Linked DNA regions of Homo sapiens: region 1 is linked to region 2. Evidence: read pairs that join two places in POLR2A ChIA-PET (ENCODE). Cell type or tissue: IMR-90. All regions are shown on one strand. Each heading gives the region's core, and the rest is flanking DNA. Links, peaks and the distances in the headings are about the cores only.

Evidence for each region. Peaks named below come from ENCODE experiments on the same cell type or tissue, not always from the same donor. Only the 100,000 strongest peaks of a DNase experiment are listed, where the experiment ranks them.
Region 1: POLR2A ChIA-PET joins it to region 2 with 8 read pairs; 1 of 35 experiments calls an interaction of 5 or more read pairs at or near these places.

What each region holds. Positions count from the first base shown.
Region 1 is chr17:78,849,963-78,856,060 of GRCh38, forward strand. It overlaps TIMP2 (TIMP metallopeptidase inhibitor 2), which reads right to left. Exons shown (of 5, transcript NM_003255.5): 5 at 3,015-5,902. The coding sequence ends at 5,705. Among named protein-coding and RNA genes, the nearest start is that of USP36, 12 kb to the left of the region's middle. In IMR-90, for the core only: a CTCF peak has its summit at 2,923 (motif pointing left); a DNase peak (open chromatin) is centred at 3,039; H3K27ac peaks cover 328 bases.
Region 2 is chr17:78,399,670-78,405,767 of GRCh38, forward strand. PGS1 (phosphatidylglycerophosphate synthase 1) reads left to right here. Exons shown (of 10, transcript NM_024419.5): 6 at 1,008-1,186; 7 at 3,899-4,420. It overlaps LOC124900399 (small nucleolar RNA SNORA30/SNORA37 family), which reads left to right and starts at 266; the gene lies at 266-394. RefSeq lists an enhancer at 859-1,364. In IMR-90, for the core only: no CTCF peak of the experiment used is centred there; no DNase peak of the experiment used is centred there; H3K27ac peaks cover 513 bases.

The DNA of each region.
Region 1 (6,098 bases), core at 667-4,666, 450 kb after region 2:
CGGGATTTCGCCATTTTGGCCAGGCTGGTCTCGAACTCCTGAACTCAGGTGATCCTCCCGCCTTGCCCTCCCAAAGTGCTGGGATTACAGGTGTAAGCCATGGCGCCCGGCCTACAAACTAATCTTAAATCGTTTTCAAAGATCAGCAAAACATGGATAATTGTTGAAAACAGATCATAGACACATGGAGTTGGTCATACCATTCTCTGCATTTTTGTATATGTTTTAAATTTTCCATAATGACTTTAAGTTTGACTTAAATGCATAAATATATGAAAAGGGTATAAATCACCTGGCGTGCTGCTTACTAAAACTCCAAATGTGGGCTGCAAATGCCAAGTAAGTTCATTTGTATGAAATGGAAAGTTTTGATATTATTATTATAGTATACCACTCAACCATTTTCCCTACATATTTGGACATACAGAAGAAATAATCCAAATATTTCTGCAGTAGATATTAAGTGGATCACATTTAATGTGACATTGGAGCAAACTTCAGATGTCGTAAGTTTGTTCTTGCTTTTTGGGCAGTAACTGCACACAGTAGGAAACACGATTCTTCTGGCTGCCCCTGGAATAACAGATTCTGCACAACAGTGTGCACATGGGCCAGGGGGCAGCTAACTGTTCAAATACACCATTGAAGAATGTCCATGGCTGGGTGCAGTGGCTCAGGCCTGTAATCCCAGCACTTTGGGAGGCCGAGGCGGGCGGATCACAAGGTCAGGAGATCGAGACCATCCTGGCTAACATGGTGAAACCTCGTCTGTACTAAACATACAAAAAATTAGCCAGGCGTGGTGGCAGGTGCCTGTAGTCCCAGCTACTTGGGAGGCTGAGGCAGGAGAATGGTGTGAACCCGGGAGGTGGAGGTTGCAGTGAGCCGAGATCGCGCCACTGCACTCCAGCCTGGGCGACAGATCAAGACTCTGTCTCAAAAAAAATAAAATTAAATTAAAAAAAATTTCATATGGTGAAGTATTATGAGACTTTTGATTGAAGTTTGAATTATGATGGGAACATCTTTCTCAGCACAAGGATAGGGTGGGGGCAGGGAGAAACAACCTGGAGAATAAGAGAGACCCGGGAGGCCAAGCACTGTGGCTTACCGGAGGCCAACGTGGGCAGATCACTTGAGGCCAGGGGTGTGAGACCAGCCTAGCCAACACGGTGAAACCCCGCCTCTACTAAAAATGCAAGAATTTGCCGGGCATGGTGGTGCCCACCTGTAATCTCAGCTACTCTCGAGGCAGAGGTTGCGTTGAGCTGAGATCACACCGCTGCACTCCAGACTGGGCAATGAGGCGAGACTCTGTCTGAAAAAAAAAAAAAAACAAAAAAAAAGAAAAGAAAAGAAAGAAAGAAGGGGGAGCTTCAATAGTTATTTAAAAAAAGAGAGAGAGAGAGAGACCTAGGAGTTAGATCAACCAACTGCAATGGATGGATCTTATTTGGGTCTTGATTCAAACCCATAAACCACGCAAAAGCATCTATGAGACAGTCAGAGATGTTAGAACACTGACTGGATATTTGATGACATTGATGAATTCTAAGTAAGTTTTTGACATGTGATAAAGCTATTTTGGATTTTGTCGTTGTTGTTGTTTGAGACAGGATCTCACTCTGTCACCCAGATTGGAGTGCAGTGGTGCGATCTCAGCTCACTGCAACCTCCACCTCCTGGGCTCAAGTGATCCTCCCACCTCAGCCCCCCGAGTAGCTGGGACTACAGGCATGCACCACCACACCCAGCTAATCTTTGTATTTTTTGTAGAGTTGGGGTTTCTCCATGTTGTCCAGGCTGGTCTTGAACTCCTGGGCTCAAGCAATCCGCCCACCTTGGCCTCCCAAAGTGCTAGGACTATAGGTGAGCCACCGTACCTGGCCTGGAAAAAGGTTTTAAAAGTAGTTTTTATTTTTTGGCTGGGCACGGTGGCTCACGCCTGTCATCCCAGCACTTTGGGAGGCCCAGGCGGGCGGATCACAAGGTCAGGAGTTCGAGACCAGCCTGACCAACATGGTGAAACCCTGTCTCTTTTTGTATTTTTGTAAAAATACAAAAATTAGCTGGGCGTTGTGGCGGACACCTGTAATCCCAGCTACTCAGGAGGTTGAGACAAGAGAATCACTTGAACCCAGGAGGCAGAGGTTGCAGTGAGCCAAGATCATGCCATTGCACTCCAGCCTGGGTAACAGAGCGAGACTCCGTCTGAAAAAAAAAAAAAGTAGTTTTTATTTTTTAAACATATGTGTACTGGAATATTTATAAATGAGACTGCTTCATGCCTGGAATTTTTTCTTCCAAATAATTTCGTGAATGGTGGGTGAAGACTGAGTGTAGGTCTAAAGCTGGCCATGAAGCCCTCAGTGTCGAAGCTGTGAGACGGGTGCATGGCTCTGCGTGTCTCTATAATAAAAAGCCAGAGGTATGTGTTGAATGAAGGGGACCCTCTCCTACACTTCTGCCCCTTCATCCACCTAAGGAAACCACATTTGCTTTTACCTGTCCCATCTCTGCTGCCCCGTCTCTGCCACTGCATCGCACTTTTCTTTTCTTTTTTCTTTTTTTTTTTTTTTGAGACAGGGTCTCACTCTCTTGCCCAGGCTGGAATGCAGTGGTGCAATTATAGCTCACTGCAACCTCTGCCTCCGAGGTTCAAGTAATCCTCCTATCTCAGCCTTTTGAATAGCTGGGACCACAGGTACATGCCACCACGCCTATTTTTTGCAGAGACAGGGTTTTGCGAAGTTGGCCAGGCTAGTCTCGAACTCCTGGGCACAAACAATCCACCCGCCTTGGCCTCCCAAAGTGCTGGGATGACAGGCGTGAGCCACCACACCTGGTCTGCATCCCATATTTGACTCAGAGCTCACTGGCCTTGTTTCTCTGGAGGACACAGGGCGCCCCCTCCCGCCGGACAGGAGAGGCTCCTTGCAGAGGCTGATTCCCATTCTTGAGCTAGGAAGTGGCCGTTCTGAACATCGGATACAGCCACACGGAGAGAGCCCACGTTCTCTTTGATAATACTGTTTATTGTCCACGGACCGAGCGATTGCTCAAGAATGATACAAAGCATCAGAGACATGCGCAGTCTGCTTGTCAACTTTCAACAACTCTTGTGTGTTCCCAGCACCGGAAGGTCTCAGACTTCATATTCCAGCATAAACACAGTGCTCCCCTCCCCCAAAAATCCAAACGGAAACAAAATCAACAGAGCTTTAAATTACGGCAGCAAGTCCAATATTTCTTAATACTTATCAAGCAAAGATTTGAAAATAACTACAATGTAAACTTTATTTTAAATATTTTGAGTTGCTTGCAGGATGAAAATAGGAGAAGAGAGCTGTGCTTAGAACATAACATATAAATTAAACGATGCCAAATGGAGAGCCTTCTTAAACTATATATATATTGCCACTATTTATTGTGAAGGTATTTGAGCGGCTTCCTCTGTCAGCTGCCACCCGGCTCTTCTTAACCTGTTTTGTTTTCTGCTCAGCACGGTTAAAAGACCAACGTGTGTGGATCAAATATAAAGGCCACACCTTTCAGACCGAACCTACTCAAAGATCCTTTACTTTGCAATAATTTGAACTGGAGAACCAAAGACGGGAGACGAATGAAAGCAAAGATGCTCAAAGAACCAAAGGAAAGACCTGAAGGAATCCACCTGCATAGGCCACGCGTTCCACTCTGGGTCAAATGCTTCCACGATGCAGAAACCTTTTTTTAAAAAAGTGCAAGTCTAATACCTACCAAGGGTAATAAAAAACACAGCACAGGAATGATTACAGCTGATGTCAAAAACAAACCAAAACATTAAAAAAACAATCAGCAGAAACAGGAGTAAATGTTACATATGATATCACCATACAGGAAGCGAACAGGGGTGGGGTGTTATATGGGTTGGAGGGGTCTGGTGGAGTTGTATATACTGAAATCACATGGACTGGTCCATTATGACATCTTACCAACTTTAGGTCACTGTACAGCATGAAAACGCCCGTGGGGCAGGGGCCGATTCCTGGATACCCTCCCAGTCTGCCCTAGAAAGGGAAGTCATCAAGATCTGTGCTGACCAGGTCCCGGTGGGCATGGGGGCTGCATGCCACTTGGGGGTCAGGAGTCTTAACAGGTGCTTTGGGGTTGCCGCTGAATAGAACAGGCTAAGGTGGCTTTGGAAGCATTTTGCAAGACCACGCCCAGGCCGCCAAGCTTCGGTTTCATTGCGTGTGTATGTTTACATAATGTGCCTGTATATCGTCAGTTTATCTTTACAACACAGGTGGGAGGAAACAAGAGATTCTCCTTATCATTACCGAGAAAGTTCTTCCTATCCTAACCCCCATATCACTGGCTTCAGGAAACCACACTGAGGGAACACATAGGTTCCCTAGTTCCCTAGGAAGTTTCTTAGCTAGGTAATCTTTGTCATTTAAGAAATACAAGCAGAAGTTGGTATATCTGCAACTCAGGTTCACCTATCATCTGAGAATTCACCTTTAGAAAAATAAGATGTCTCTTAAAACAGGCCATAGTGTCCTGGAGGCTGAGAAAGAAGTGAGTGTGTCACCAAAGCCACCTACCTCCAAAATCCTTCCCTTCCTAGGCTGGACTTCTTACTATGCTTAGCTGGCGTCACATGCAGAAAGCCCCGTGCAGAACGATGGCTGTCAGTCTTTGAGGGAGGGAACACTAAGCCTGGGAGGGCACAGCAAGACCCAGCTTTTTCTGTCCTCAGGATGTGCAGATGGGGAGCCCAGCCGGGCCCTGCACACAAGCCCGGATAAAGCAAAGCTGTGCAACTCAATCCAGGTGCCTGATGCCAGAACAGGCAAGAAGCAATGGCAACCGCAGCAGCTAGGGAAGGGACCTTGAGGGCAGCCACCGGCCCCGGACAGCAGCCTCAGGACAGGACCTCACCGATTCCTCCTGCAAGCTGGGGAGCATGTGGGCGGGGGGGGGGGGGTGGGGGGGTGGGTGCAGACCAAAAAGACTCAGCTGAGGCTGGAACGCAGCTCAGCTGGGGTTTCTCGCTCCCATTTCTACAAGGCTCAGAGGGAGGCTCCCACTGGAATTCTGAGGATTAATAGGATTGATGGGGCTCCTTCAAGAACTAGCCACTGGTTCCAGGCTGCCCTTGGATGTGGGGGGAGTCAGGTGCTGGGAGCTCATGGTGGGCACCGGGGCGATGGGAGCACTTGCCAGGGGCAGGGAGTGCAGAGGCGTGGAAGCTGCAGAAAACAAGGGCCATGTCCCTCTCAAGATGAAAGGGACCTGGTAGGCCTGCTACACAGTCTTGCAACGACCCTCAAAAGTTTCTGCAAAATGCACATTTCCAGGCCCTGCCCTAACCCAGCTGGGAGATCCCTAAGTGCTGCCTGCTTGGCATCTGTGACGGTGCCAAGGCAGGGACTGGGAGGGAAGCCGCGTGTCCCAGCCCTGCCTGCACCCAAGGATCGAAGCCCCAGACACATAGTGCCTGGCAGAGGGAGGATGGGATGAGGACCTTGGACCCACGTCTCCCTCCAGACCCACAACCATGTCTAAAAGGAGAAGGGGGGAGCAGAATCATATTAATTTGGACCCATGGGATGAGTGTTTTATTCATGCTGTTTCCAGGAAGGGATGTCAGAGCTGGACCAGTCGAAACCCTTGGAGGCTTTTTTTGCAGTTGGCCACAGGGGCGTTGGAGGCCTGCTTATGGGTCCTCGATGTCGAGAAACTCCTGCTTGGGGGGCGCCGCGCCGCGGTACCACGCACAGGAGCCGTCACTTCTCTTGATGCAGGCGAAGAACTTGGCCTGGTGCCCGTTGATGTTCTTCTCTGTGACCCAGTCCATCCAGAGGCACTCGTCCGGGGAGGAGATGTAGCACGGGATCATGGGGCAGCGCGTGATCTGGGGAGGGGCACACGGAGGGGGACGGAGTCAGGGACCCAGGAAGGGGTGGGCAGAGGCTGCTCTGGGGGCATGTCCAGAACCCGGCAATGTGCCTACCTGTCATGTGCAGGGATGGCAGCCTCTCCCGAGACCCACGGTTCCTGCAGGGGCAGGCAGCTGGCCTGCGAGGGGGTCTAACCTGCAGGGAAGCTGT
Region 2 (6,098 bases), core at 1,325-5,324:
GCGGCACCTCCCCGACACTGTCTCTGCCACTGAGGCTAGAATTCCCCGGGGGCTGACTGGAAGCCACTGTTGACAGGGCACTTAGTCTGTGCTGGCCACTCAGGTATGTTGTCTGTTTCCACCCTCAGTGACCCTCTGTAGTATTTTCCTCACTGTGTACATGTGGAAACAGATCAGAGAGGATGAGTCACTTTGTCAGGTAGACAGAGCCAGAAAAATAAACAAGAGTCAGACCTGGAAGTCCAGGTCCTTAGGCTGATAAATATGGGCCCTTTCACAGGCCCTCCCCTCGGCAGTGGGGCCAGGATTGGGTTGCTGGTGCTGAGAGAAAGCCCTTGATTGCATCCTTGCTCTGGGACTGTACCAGTGGCAGCTGTCACTTAGTGGGACAGAGAGAACAAACAAACATGGGCGCTGATAAATAGCCCTGCATGGGCCGGGCGCAGTGGCTCACGCCTGTAATCCCACATTTTGGGAGGCTGAGGCAGAGGGATCACCTGACGTTAGAAGTTCAAGACCAGCCTGGACAACATGGTGAAGCCCCGTCTCTACTAAAAATACAAAAATTAGCTGGGTGTGGTGGCACACACCTGTAATCCCAGCTACTCGGGAGGCTGAGGCAGGAGGATCACTTGAACCTGGGAGGCGGAGGCTGCAGGGAGCCAAGATCATGCCACTGCACTCCAGCCTGGGCGACAGAATGAGATTGTCTCAAAAAAAAAAAAAGCCCTGTGTGGTTAGTTGACTTTCTGTGTCTGCATCTCCTCTTCTCAGCTACACTGTCGGCTCCTTGAGAGGAGGAGGCTGTGGGTCACTTTGCTGTGTCACCTTGGATCAACTCTGGCTTTGTCTTTTGCACGTGTTCATTGCTGAGTAGCTATTTGTTAACTGCATCTTGACCTGAGTTTGTCACCCCCCTGCTAGTTCACCTGAGACCTGGGTCACCAGGACACGCTGCTGCATACCCTTGCCTGAGTCCTCCTCACCTGCATCTTCCCTCCCTGTAGTGCAAACCTGAGTGACTCCTACTTCACCAACCGCCAGGACCGCTACGTGTTCCTGCAGGACTGTGCGGAGATTGCCGACTTCTTCACGGAGCTGGTGGACGCGGTGGGGGATGTGTCCCTGCAGCTGCAGGGGGACGACACGGTGCAGGTGGTGGATGGGATGGTGCATCCTTACAAAGGTAGGGGCTGCCGCTGACACCCTTCTATGGCTGTGGGTGGGGTGGAGTGAGGGCCCGGGAGAGCACAACTCTAGGTGGTTCTGCCACAGGCATAGGGGACTTGGGTGGCAAGGCTTCATTCTGCTTTTGTCCTTGAAGCCAGACAGATGTGACTCACTGACCATCAGTCATGCTCTGTGGGTGAGAGAGCCAGCCCAGAAAGGTGGGAGCTTGGGCTTGGGACTCCTACTCCTTGAGGCGGAGTCACTCAGGTTTGCACTACAGGGAGGGAAGACGCAGGTGAGGAGGACTCAGGCAAGGGTATGCAGCAGCGTGTCCTAGTGACCCAGGTCTCAGGTGAACTAGCAGGGGGGTGACAAACTCAGGTCAGGACGCAGTTAACAAATAGCTACTCAGCAATGAACACGTGTGCCTGGGCGAGTGACCCAGAAGCCTGCCCTGCATCACAGGAAGCAACCAGGCCAGCAGCTGTTCGCCTAGGGCCCATTTCCCCAAGCCTATCACCTGGGCCTGTGGCTCCCAGCTCCCTTGAGCTCTGTGGCCCCCTGCCTGGAAAATGAAGTGGAAGAGCTCTCAGCTCTGCCCACTGGAACCAGGCAGGTTCTGGCGTGAGTGTTCTGGGGCATTTGCATTCCTGTGATTCCTGCGGCTGTGGCTCCCCCATGGCCTTTAGAGAGCTGCTGCTGGATTTGCAGCAGTGTCTGAACTTGGGGAGGAGGAGCTGAAGTTGGAACTTGTTGGGAGAAGAGCTCTCTGCGTCTTGTGGACCTAGAATGGAAGCATTTCAGTGGGCCGTCTGGTGGAAGCCCTGTCCTTGTGTCAGGGGAGCCCTGGGCCTCAGACCCCGACCGTGATGGTGTGATGCTCTGCCTGCCGCCATGCACTGTTCCTACTGTTGTATTTTGAATTTCATCTGTAAAGAGCTTGTGGAGCTCTGTATCTCTCTTGCTGAGTGCCTACCTAGCATCCTCAGCTTTGCCTTTTGGCCCAGAAAGCCTAAAATATTTACCATCTGACCCTTAAAGAAAATGTGTGTGGATCCCTGGTCTAATGTAACGGGCCAGGCATGGATATGAGAGAAAACAGGCCATGCTTAGGCCAGGATGAGAGCCAGCACGCTCCGAGCAGGAGCGGGGAGACTCGAGCCCAGCTGTGCTTGGGAGAATGAGTCCACAGAGAGGCTCAGGGTGTGCGCAGGGCCCCCCGGTGCTCCTCCCTCCGGCAGCCCTGTCCAGCATGTGGCAGTGTGACTCCTTTCTCCCCTGGAGGGTGTTGGCATCAACAGGCTAGACTCCTGCATGGGATGGTCCTTCTCTTTGTTCTGTAGCCCAGCCCTGAAAGGCACTGAGTGTCTGTTCCTGCCCCCAGCTCAGACCATGCAAGCCAGCAAGGATGACCTGGGACAGCCCTCCTTCCCTGTTTCACTTCCCTGATCAGCCTTGCCAAAGCCTTGTTGTTTTATCAATCGTTTATCAGACAATCAACTTTGGACAGTTGATATTCTCCATTTTTGTATCATTTTCATTCTAGTAATTTCTATTCATATATATATATATATATATATATATATATACACACACACACACACATATGTATGTATATATTTTTGAGATGGAGTTTTTGCTCTCGTCACCCAGGCTGGAGTGTGGTGGCACGATCTCAGCTCACTGCAACCTCTGCCTCCGAGGTTCAAGTGATTCTCCAGCCTCAGCTGCCCGAGTAGCTGGGGTTACAGGCACACAACACCACACCTGGCTAATGTTTGTACTCTTGGTAGAGACAGGGTTTCACCATGTTGGTCAGGCTGGTCTCAAACTCCTGGCCTCAGGTGATCTGCCCGCTCCTGCCTCCGTAAGTGCTGTGCTGGGATTATAGGCGTGAGCCACTGTGCCCGGCCTGTTCTTATTTTTATTTTTTGCTTCCCTATACTGTATTCTTGGTTTTATTCTGTTGTTTCTTTCCCCTGTCTTCCTGAGTTGGATGCTTAACTCATTAATTTTCAGCTTTGTCTTGTCTGATAATAGCATCTTTCCCTTCAGTGTGTCTGCATGGTCACCTGTCACCAGTGTCTTGTCCGAATACAAAAGGCACCCCATGCAGAGCCTGAGCCTGCCCGTTCTTCCTCTCTCTCAGGCACTGTCACTGCTGTGGGAAGCTTTCCCACATGGTGATGTGCTTATCCAAGGTGATGGCTTGCCCTGTGACCCCATCTGTGGAATACGCATGCTCCTTTTTTGGTTATACTTGCATGTCTTTATTTGACTGAGCTTCCTTATTGAAGTAGAACATGCACCCCGAGCACCAGTCGCAGGTGTACAGCCATGAACCTGCTGCTAGTGGACCTGCTTCCTGGAGGCCCCCCGTATGTCCCCCCCAAGGAATTATCCCAAAGGTAACCACTATCCTGATTTCTCTCCCTGTCAGTTTGTCTTGCCTGGTTTTGAGCTTGTTTGTAATTGGAATGATACGTCGACATGCCTTTCACTTCTGCCTGAGTGTGGGCTACTGTGGACCAGGCCCTTGTCTTGGGCAAACTATATCCCCAGAGGAGCCTCGCTCTGGGCTTGGGGTCCTGGGCCCACTCAGCGAGTGTTCAGTGAACATCCAGTTGTAGCGTCTGCACTTGCCTATCACATGCCCTGTCCCCTGAGCTGGGCAGAGTCCAGACCCTCCATTTCTCTTCCCTTCACTCTTCTTTCACGTCTTCCCCAGGGGACCGGGCCGAGTACTGCAAGGCAGCCAATAAGAGGGTCATGGATGTGATCAACTCAGCCAGGACCCGCCAGCAGATGCTGCATGCCCAGACCTTCCACAGCAACTCTCTTTTGACCCAGGAAGATGCAGCAGCTGCTGGGGATCGCAGACCAGCCCCTGACACCTGGATTTATCCGCTGATTCAGATGAAGCCCTTCGAGATTCAAATCGATGAGATTGTCACTGAGACCCTGTTGACTGAGGCGGAGCGCGGGGCAAAGGTCTACCTCACCACTGGCTATTTCAACCTGACCCAGGCCTACATGGACCTGGTCTTGGGCACTCGGGCTGAGTACCAGATCCTGCTGGCCTCACCAGAGGTGAATGGCTTCTTTGGGGCCAAGGGGGTGGCCGGCGCCATCCCAGCGGCCTATGTGCACATCGAGCGACAGTTCTTCAGTGAGGTGTGCAGCCTGGGACAGCAGGAGCGGGTCCAGCTTCAGGAGTACTGGCGGAGGGGCTGGACGTTCCACGCCAAAGGTGCGCAGCGGCTGGCTGGAGGACGTTCCAGTGTGGGACAGCCACAAACATGGGCAGGGGGTGGGGAGCCCTGGCGCCTACCTGTTAGAGTGCTGTACTTCTCCCTTCCTACCTTCCCAGCAGCCCTTGCAGGCACATCATAGCTGTCCCATGACTTGGGGAGAGGCGAGCATTCATCTCCTCAAGGGAATTTTTTTTTTTTTTTTTTTTTTGTGACAGTCTTGCTCTGTTTCCCAGGCTGGACTGCAGTAGCATGATCTCAGTTCACCGCAACCTCCACTTCCCGGTTCAAGCAGTCCTCCCACCGTAGCCTCCTGAGTAGCTGGGACTACAGGCGCGTGCCACCATGTCTGGCTAATTTTTGTATTTTTGTAGAGATGGGATTTTACCATGTTGCCCAGGCTGGTTTTGAACTCCGGAGCTCAAGTGGTCTGCCTGCCTTGCCTCCCAAGAAGTGAATTTCAGTTGTGTAAAATCCGTCTCTTTTATGCATCAAAGACTGTATATGGTCACATTATTTGGTGGCTGTGGTAAAGATGTGGTGACATAACCTCTCCTAAGAGATGGAGAGGAACATGCCTTAGCTGTGAGATGGAATGTCACTCTTGTCGCTCAGGCTGGAGTGCAATGGTGCGATCTTGGCTCACCGCAACCTCCTCCTCCTGGGTTCAAGCGATTCTCCTGCCTCAGCCTTCCGAGTAGATGGGATTACAGGCCTGTACCACCACGCCTGACTAATTTTTTATTTTTAGTAGAGATTGGGTTTCTCCATGTTGGTCAGGCTGGCCTTGAACTCCTGACTTGAGGTGATCCACCTGCCTTGGCCTCCCAAAGTGCTGGGATTACAGGTGTGAGCCACCACGCCCGGCCCTTAGCCTTGTGTTGATTGTCAGAGTTCCTGCTTGTTGGCAACTTTTTTTTTTTTTGAGACAGAGTCTTGCTCTGTTGCCCAGGCTGGAGTGCAGTGGCACGATCTCAGCTCACTGCTACCTCTGCCTCCCGGGTTCAAATGATTCTTGTGCCTCAGCCTCCCTAGTAGCTGAGATTACAGGCATGCACCATTACGCCTGGCTAATTTTTGTATTTTTAGTAGAGATGGGGTTCCACCATGTTGGCCAGGCTGGTCTCGAATGCCTGACCTTGTGAGCCACTTGTCTCAGCCTTCCACAGTGCTGGGATTACAGGCGTGAGCCACTGCGCCCGGCTGGCAATGCCTTTCTCAGGGAGAAAGAAGATTCATTAGGGATCATTTGTTTTGGCATCAGCAGCCCAGTTTTCTTGTCTTTTCCTCACTATTGCTATTGTTTTTTTCCCTATATGCCAATGTCTGCCTTTTTTCCCCATAGCTGAGGAAATGGAGGCTCTGTGCACAGTCTTGCTGGTGGGGGTGGTAGGAAGAGGGTCACACTCTGCAATGCATGTTTATCCCTCTCAGGCATCTGGCGGAGCAGCCGAAATGGGGCAGAATCCCAGGGGCAGCTCTCTAAGACATGGGTATAACATGCTGGAAACCCTGTGCTTAGCAGTGGGCTTACTGCATGGCCTCTTAATGCTGGGAGGGTGCCCGCCTCTAGCAGCGGGACCATGACTCCTTTCTGACGCTGGGGACCCCCAATCCTGGAGCTAGTCTGTCTAGAGAAGGGGAAATGGTGCCTGGAGGCCCCTGTGCCATGAGTAC